2 separate regions of the Homo sapiens genome follow, and region 2 is linked to region 1. A link is an interaction called in ENCODE POLR2A ChIA-PET data of the cell type or tissue named here. Cell type or tissue: HepG2. All regions are shown on one strand. Links, peaks and the distances in the headings refer to the core of each region. The heading gives the core; the rest is flanking DNA. Region 1 overlaps ZNF277 (zinc finger protein 277). Region 2 overlaps DOCK4 (dedicator of cytokinesis 4).

What was found. ChIA-PET counts read pairs that join two places held together with the same protein. Peaks named below come from ENCODE experiments on the same cell type or tissue, not always from the same donor. Only the 100,000 strongest peaks of a DNase experiment are listed, where the experiment ranks them.
Region 2: POLR2A ChIA-PET joins it to region 1 with 5 read pairs; 2 of 35 experiments call an interaction of 5 or more read pairs at or near these places.

Annotation. Positions count from the first base shown.
Region 1 is chr7:112,333,870-112,338,270 of GRCh38, forward strand. It overlaps ZNF277 (zinc finger protein 277), which reads left to right. Exons shown (of 12, transcript NM_021994.3): 8 at 2,235-2,302; 9 at 3,861-3,957. The region is part of intron 2 of ZNF277-AS1 (ZNF277 antisense RNA 1); the gene reads right to left. Among named protein-coding and RNA genes, the nearest start is that of ZNF277-AS1, 14 kb to the right of the region's middle. In HepG2, for the core only: no CTCF peak of the experiment used is centred there; a DNase peak (open chromatin) is centred at 2,622.
Region 2 is chr7:112,149,018-112,153,418 of GRCh38, forward strand. All of the region lies in intron 1 of DOCK4 (dedicator of cytokinesis 4), which reads right to left. Among named protein-coding and RNA genes, the nearest start is that of DOCK4, 55 kb to the right of the region's middle. In HepG2, for the core only: no CTCF peak of the experiment used is centred there; no DNase peak of the experiment used is centred there.

The sequences.
Region 1 (4,401 bases), core at 136-4,135:
AGTTAGTTTCACATTCAGATAACCCTTCCTCAGAGGGCAACAGACTGTTTAACATCGAGGCTTCAGCTACATATTCCTACGATGCTCATGTTTCAAACCCTGAGTTTTTCTAAAGGGAATTGGTTTTGCTATGATTTTTATCATTCTTTGATTTAAATTTTTTTATTCTTAAAGTATACAAAGCCACTTATAACAAAAGTAAGCTTTTAACTGATTTTTCATAGTTTTTTATAGTTTTCTCTAGTGAAGTTATTTACACTTAAAACACTTCTCTTTCTGTTTCTGGTGGAGTTTTGTGTAAGCACATGTAAGTGTGTATGTATTAGGGCAGAAGTGTGATGGGTGAAGGGGATCTTTTTTTTCCATGTTTTTTTCCACCCTCTCATTATTCATGAGCCATCTGATGCAGGGGTTTGAGGGGGTGTCTGAACATCTTTAGTGATATGCCTTCCAAACTTTGTTTTTCTTACATTCTTTGCTTTCCTGACATGATTCATTAGCAGGCACAGTGTCTTAATTAGAGAGTTATGTGCTTTTTTTTTTTTTTTTGCTTTGGGTCTTGTTTCTATAATAAATCATATCTTTAACTGTACCAAATCAGAGCACTCTAGGAAACTGGGCCACTTTCACGTGCAAATTGCTTATTTCCTAATATACTGATAAACATGTACATTCATTTTCCTCTCAAGTGGGGTAAGTGGTTAATGCTGTGTGGCCTAGATAACTCTCTACATATTGTACTCAACACTGAGGAAGTTGCAAAATAATGCTTTGAGTTTAGAAGTTTAACAGTGAAAGATATTTTTTGTACTTTTGGCTCAAAATATTCATTGACAAGCAACATTTGCCCTTATCATTCAGAATGATCAAATCACAGAAGGCCCATACTTTAGTAATACCTTGCAGCAATAAAACCATGACCTTAAGTCCAAGTACAGAAAAACCAAGTAAGGCATGAAAGATTTAATTCATTACCAAACTTTCTAACAAGCATCTTGTTGGCAGTGTTGAGGCCATTTTTGGTGTTCTGTAATGAGATTCAGACACTTCATGATGACTCTGGGAAGTACATTATAGAGTCCAAATTAACCATCTCTAATGACATTATGATAGATCTCTGTATATCTAAATGTATGCATCATTTAGCTGATAATGACAGCTTCAAAACCTCTCATTAAGTTGATGAATAATGGATTTTCTTTCTCCCTCTAAATCATAATGGCACTCATAGTTCTTTGTTTTTAGCTAGATGAATACCTTTATTTGGGGGAAAAAGAGTCCATAATTGAGTGAATTTTGGTTTTGTTTTTCCAAAAGGATATTGAACAACAAAGCTATCCATGCTTGTAGCAGGTCAGGTGGGCCTGATCCTAACCATAGTTTAGCTGCTTGAAAACATATCCATTAATGTTCCTACCTCTCTCTTTGTGACATTGTCTGCTTTTGCATGGCACAATGGGAAGATTGGATAGAAAGAAGACAGGGCAAGAAGAGAGGAAGAAACGGCCCAAGGGGAACAAAAGAATTGGGCCAAAATAAATCATTCCTACTCATCACTCCATAAAGTTTTGCTAACGCTGTGACTAGGCTTGCCAGACATAGCGCCAAAAGAGTGGAACTTTTCCACTGATGGCAAAGGATAAAAGGGATTTGAGTAGGTACTAGAGCACCTACTCATGCCTAGTACTATTTCTTTATAGACAGTAACTCATTCATTTAATCACCTTAAAAAAACCTTTTGAGGTAGAATCTAAATTGACCTCAAGTGTATTTTTTTATTTTTTATTTCTAACAAATTGAATTCTACTTTCTAATTCAACTCAAAAAATAGTTTATAGTAATAGTACCCACTGTATGCCAGGCTCTGGAAATGTAACAATGAACAAAGGCCATTAGAATCCCAGATATTCTAATACTCATTCAGGGTTTAGAAACACTGGTTCAAATTTAAGAGAAAAGAACTTGACTGAAAGGATATTGCTGCTTCTCTAAAAAATTATCTCATTAAGGTTTCAACTTCATATTGCTTTTGCACTGTCATTAAGTCAAAAAAAAGTGTTGAATCAAACCATCATAAGTTGGGCCATCTGTATATCCTACTTGTACTGTTTCAAAACCATTTAAACATGGGTGGTTTTGTTTATTTTTTTGGTTTTGATTTTTTTCAAAGTTCTACATACTCTCTCCCTTCTCTTTCCCCCAATGTCTCTCATCCCTCTGTTCTTCCTACAAAGGAACTTGGAAAATCGTGGGAAGAAGTTCAGTTGGAAGATGATCGGGAGTTGCTGGACCATCAGGAAGAGTAAGAGTTGTTATTGCTGCTAATTAATTGCAGTGTTCCAAGAGTAAGAAGACAATGCTTTAGTTTGGTTTAAATTATGAAGCGGGAACATAAGAAGAAAAAAATACCTTCTCTGAGCCATGCATCCCTTCATGTAATGTGGCAAAAACTTGAATTCAAAATAACTTTGACATAAAAATTCCTAAAGACACTGTTATTCCAACTAAATTAAAGCTATTGATTGAACACACAAGTAATATATAATTCAGAGAAAAATACATTCCGAAGTGCTTTGCCTGCTCAGTTAGTGCTCAGACCTTGAAGTGATGTGATCTTTGAACTCTCCATGTTGCTGTCATTGGAATAGAGAATATAACTGCATTGAAGTTAATCCTGTTCTGTGTTCGGGCCATTGATGACTAACTTTAAACATTCACAGCTTCTTTGCTTGAAATTATAAGCTTGAGAAATGTTCTTTTCAACCTAAAAGGATTTCTTATTTTTCATCTTCTTTTCAGTCAAAGCTTTTTGGCCTTTTTTCTCTCTCAGGATTTTAAATTATTATTATTTTAATAGTGAGGTAAAGCCCAAAGGTAGAGAGCTGCCATTTGCTGAATTTTCTTGATGCATAGAGATTCAGGCAGAGAGTCTTCCAGACTGAAATAAAAACATCTTTCCCATTAAGACATACTAGTTGGAATATTTAATCAGTGAATGTTAAAGTTTTAATGACACAAAAGGTTATAAATAGTAAGTCATGACCTGGGCCGGGACTGGTGGCTCCCTCCTGGATGGATAGAGTTAAGGAAAATGTTTCCTGTTTTCTAATAGGGAAGCTTCTGTGTGAATTGGGTTAGGTTGATCTTGAGAGTCTTATCAGTGATCATTTCTGAGCTTGCCATGAAAAATTCTCTCATCTGAATTTGAATGGGTGTTCCTTGTCTCCACAACTCTTCCCTCCTGGCAGTTTTCCTGGTTTGGGAATGATAAGAAGTTGGTAGTATTTCAAAAAGGGAAATGCCAAGGAGCGGGGAAAGTGGTAAAAGGGATCCTGTATCCTTTTTGAGTTCCCTGTCTACCGCCAGATTTAACACTTGCCCAGTTTAAAATAATCAGTATTTCCCTCGTGAAAGAGACACGGTTTGCCTTTGTAAAATACACTATTTGTCATGCAGAAACACATTCCCGGCATCACACCTCACAGCGTGTGCACTCAGTGGTTGTGGTTAATGGGAGAGAGCATCACATTTTCTGATATGTCTCCTTTGCAAATTAAACCTCATTGTCTCAGGACGACATTCCTCTGACTGTAGACTGAGATAGCTACTCAGAAGAACGGCAAATAGGAGAAAATGGAACAGCACCTGTTCACTATGTATATTAATTTCATGGTGCTGCTTTGAATTTCAAAAGCTATATCAGAGAGTCATAATATGATGTGACAGTCTTTACCAAAATGTCAGAGTTGAAAGAGATTGGCAGGGTTTTTTAGTAAGGAGAAAGCAATACCAAGTCACTGTGTAGTATACTCTCTTAATGAAGGGAATCTCCGTATTTTCTCTCCTCTTTTTTAATTCAGTGACTGGTCTGATTGGGAAGAACACCCTGCCTCTGCAGTCTGCTTATTTTGTGAAAAGCAAGCAGAAACAATTGAGAAGTTGTATGTCCACATGGAGGTAAGATACCTGTATTTATTTGAATTTTGTTTTATTCTGACAGGGGAAAGCTAGTAATTGTTGCACCCTCATCTGCTTTTACTTCAGTTTCCCAATCATTATTCCAACCAGAAGAGACAGGCCAGGTCTGTCAGGGAGAACCAGAGCTCAGGGCAATTTAGTTAGTACAGTTGACTGGACCCGAGTGAGCTGTTTGTTAGTGTGAGATTTCTCAGACCACTGATGCCATCTCACCTTTGAGATGCTTACAAGATCATTCTAGCTCAGCAGGTGGGACAGGTTCTGAGTCTTTTTTCCAGTGCTTCTTGTGCTGGTGAATAGGAGAGCAAGAAGGGAGAACATTGCCATTTACAAAGGTCCCGGAGGAATAGGGAAAAAGGAGGGTGGGTAGAGAGGAGCTAGGGCATGATCCTACAGTTCCTTCAGGTGCCAGGATTTAGAGAG
Region 2 (4,401 bases), core at 69-4,068, 180 kb before region 1:
GCTTCATCTTGCTCTGTTCCTAATTATTTGAACTTTTAAAAAATACCATTTTAAGAAGTGCTTTGTTAACACATCTCTTTTTGGCAGGTACATCATAGAAACTCTCCATGGAAATTTTTCAAGAGAGACTTATGATTCATTAATGCCTATGGCATAAAAGATGGTGCAACTGCGCGGCCCTTCCCAGGCTCTGGAAGAGGATGGCGCTGCCATCCCTTCGTCATTATGGTTTCTCAGCTTCCCACTTGAATATACCACTATTTCTATGCTCAAGCAAACAGCCCATAGGCTGACATAAGCCAGCTCTAAGGAAGAAAAAAATGCAGGACAATCATGTTTTCAGCAACTGGGCCTTTCAGAGTACAGATTCTGAGCACACGTGATAATTTTTCTGTTACCACGCCAACATGGGTCTGATAACCCCTCTGTGTATGAGAATACAAGGTCTTCATAAAATCGCTGTAGGAAAGAAAGAAATGACTTATAAAGAGGTTTAAAAAAAAAAGGAGGAGCAGACAACATTATAAAAAACATACAACATATCCTTATTTTACAGAAAATAAAAGAAGACTATCAAAGAAGAGAAGATCAACCATCCCATCATGGACAAGAGAATGCAATTCACATAAGCTATAAAAGGAATAATAAAAGAAAATTCATCTGTCACCAGGAGATATGATTTCTAGTGTCTCTTCTATGAATTCAGTACATCTGGAAAACGGATGAAAAATATTGGCAGAGGAAGCAGCAATGAGCTTCCAGGCCAAAGCACCTGATATGCTTGTCCTATCAACAGGCTTCTGAAGAAGCCCTCAGTCTCTGAAATATGCCCCAAAGGCAGCCCCTAGAAAAGGCTTATGGGCCAGGTTCAATTGCCACATGCTTAAAGGATGGAAAGGATGTGGGAAAGGCAACAGCTGCTGACATTTACTGAACATTTACTGTGGGCCAGGCAAGGTACCAGCTGCTTCCAACACACTGTCTTATCGAATCCTTCCAAAAGCACTTTGTGGAAAGTCTTATTATTGTCCACCATTTTAGAAAAGAAAATATAGGCTTAGAGAAGTAATGTTCCTAAAATAACAAGACTAGTAAGAGCCTAGGATATAATCTGAACTTAGGTCTGACTCCAAGCTCATGCTTTGAAATGCTTTTTTGCCTGAGAAATTTCTCCTTCTAAGACCCCAACTCTACCTTTCTAATCAAAAATCCCCCCAAAATGTCTAACGCAACTGCACTGGTAAATGTATACTGTCTTATCATGGTTGGCAGAAATATCAAGGTACAAATTAGCCAATGACTAGGTAATTTATGGGTACAGCCTCAAGTTAATCAATGAAACATCCGTCAAGAATGAGCACTTGTCTGCCAACATGCCGCTCCAAGCTCTTTGAATCTGCTCATTCTGTCTATGCCCCTCATACTTGGAGATAACCTCGTCCTGTCTTGCTTTACCCCCACACGTAGTCCTGTGTCAAGTTATTTCCTTCAAACACTGAGACAAAGCCCACCTATTCAAAAGCAAGTCAATCCTGGTCTGCTTTGTAAACCTCTTGAGGTTTGGACTGTTCAGCATCCTAATACCATTCACAGATCTTCCCCGAGGTGGCTTCAACATCTGCTCAGCTCATCCATTGCCATCCTTTTCTTCCAGTTTTGAATAAAGCTCCAAGCCCTCCACTCCAGCAGTCCTCACAGCTAAGCACCAAGGTGACTTAATAAACACCATCCTCAACCTCCCCAAAACTTAAAAAGTCCCAATGTTAGACCATGGTCCCTTCTTAGGACTTCTATATATTCAGACACCATTTCCTACCCACATTCTTGGGAACATCAGCAACAGCAACATAATCCCCATAGCTTAATTACAAGATACTACTTGGCCCCAGCCAGACTGGGGATGCTAAAAGGCTTGCAGAGGTTTGTTTGTTTAAGCCACAAGGATCTCTTAAGGATGAGTTTTCTGGTTATTAAGTGGAAGGTGAGCAGCGTTTCCTTATCTCCACTAAGCACAACACACATAAAATAAGTGACTTTCCATGATAGGAGGAGTAACTTAATTCTGTATACTTTTATCATACCCTGGAGCCAGTTCCTAGGAGATATGATGTAATACACAGCTCTGAAGCAGTTTTACAAGGAGAAGGATTTGTACCTACAGCTAGGGCAATTTAGTGGTTAACGCCTGGGGCTTTGGCATCAGAACGGGAGCTGGTGGCCCACCTTCAGTAGCTACATTAGCCTCTTGTGGCTTCAGTTTCCTCATGTGTAGAATGGCAACAGTAACAACATCTACCTCATAGGTCTGTAGGATGCCAATAAAATCATGCATGTTAGGTACTCAATACAGCACCTAACAAAAAAATACTCCAAATATGGTAGATAGTAGCAGTAGTAAAAAGGAGAGTGAGTCAGTGGCATACCCACGGCACCACAGTTGTCACACAGCTAGGGTAAGAAAAAATCCATTTAATTTTTAGTTCACTGTGAAGGCAGGCACTGTGGAAATTCAGAGGGACACCACTGGATCTAGAGCTCGTCACCAGTAAGCATCTCTGAGTCATACACAGTAGTAGCACATCTTTCCCCCATTGCATTTTGATACTGAGGTTAAATCTGGCAAACATGAAGTTCTGCTATTGTGGGTCTCTGAATGCTTTTCTTTCAGAGAGCTCTGTTTTTGTTTTATTTAAATGAATGTCTCTTTTCAATAATGAGGAAAGTTCAGCAAGAAGTAGAGATGTGGAAAAAAAAAAAAAGGTACACATTAACATGAAGATTAATATGACCCAACCACCTACAGAAATCTGATGACCAAAAAACAAAAAACAAAAAACAAAAAACCTGTGCCTGGCTTTAGATTCAGAAGAGGGAAAGGAAGAGCAGCCACACAAAAGCAGAATGTGGAACCATGTATTTTTAACTAGAGCACCAAACTGTTATTAAAAAAAAAAAAAAAAACTAATTCTAGCTAATTGAAGCTAATATGCAATAACTTGATGCTTAGTTGCATTTGAGACAGAGGAAAAAACCAAAAATTCATTAAAAGACATACAAATGAATAATGAATGCTGTTTTCTCAAATGCTCTATTCATAAAAGAATATTTATATAAAGGCACATGCTCAACTTTAATTTTAGAGAAGCTAAAGAAAAAATAATTCTTCCATTTACTATGTAACGAGCTCAGAAAATGGACAATAAGACCATTCCATGACAGAGAGTATTAGCATTCAACTCATCTATAAATATAAGCAACAAACAGTTTCAGCACAGCTGGCTGCTAAGGACTTCAATATTAACAAACAGACTTAATATTCTTGATTTACTACAGATTTTCCATCAAATGAAATAGTCATGGTGATGATAATTGGATCCACATGCCACACAGCATGCCTCCTAAAGATACAGCTCTGTGGTGTGATGGGGTACAAGTCACAGAGTCCAACAGGCAGGCAATGTGCACAGCAATTCTTAGCTTGCAGCACTGAGAAGGTTTCTATTTCCTTGATTCAACTGAAAATGAACAAAAAGGGTATATGCAGTAAAAATGTCCCTGCCATCGATTTTAAATCCCAAAAACAAACTCATCCACCATTCAAAACATACTAAAGTCTTGATTTCTTGATAGTTCTTGTTTGTTTGTTTTTGTAGCGACGGGGGTCTTGCTATGTTGCTGAGGCTGGTCTCAACTCCTGGTCTCAAGTAATCCTCCTGCCTCAGCCTCCCAAAGCACTGGGATTATAGGCTTGAGCCACTGCATCCAGCCTAAAGTCTTGATTATTAAGAGTACCTTTATAATTTACACACACTAAGCCAACAAACGTACCTTAAGTAGTAAAATGTGAAAAAAAACCGAACATTTCTTCAAACTAAGAGCCTGTAAGAGTAAATGTATAATCTATCATGTAATAAAAATTTAAACATATTTTTGTGTTTAACCATTTCAAACACATGTAACAAATAGGATCAGTGGTCACACAGAATGCCAATGTCACTTTCAAAAGTAAATTAAAGCCTAAAAAGTTTGGAGTGGCAAATGAGTAATATTATATCATAGTCTTATATCTCAATATTATTTTACAATAAATTATATTTACCTTTGCAGAATGTAGCACAATAAATTCTTAGATTTATGCCTTTGTTACTACCATGATGTACTGACTTGCTGAGTTTTTAAGTAATTCTCTTTATGACAAAGAAAAACCAGTGTAAATTAATCAAAGAACACCATTGTAAATGGTAATTTAAAATGCACATTGAACATTTTAAAATAGCCATTTAAAAACTACATTTAAGTGGAAGGAAAATACTAAAATCACAGTGTTTTTAATAGTCAGCACAACTTTGACATATAAGTAGACAAAATTAAATTTAGTTCCATGTCCACCAGCTGCTACAC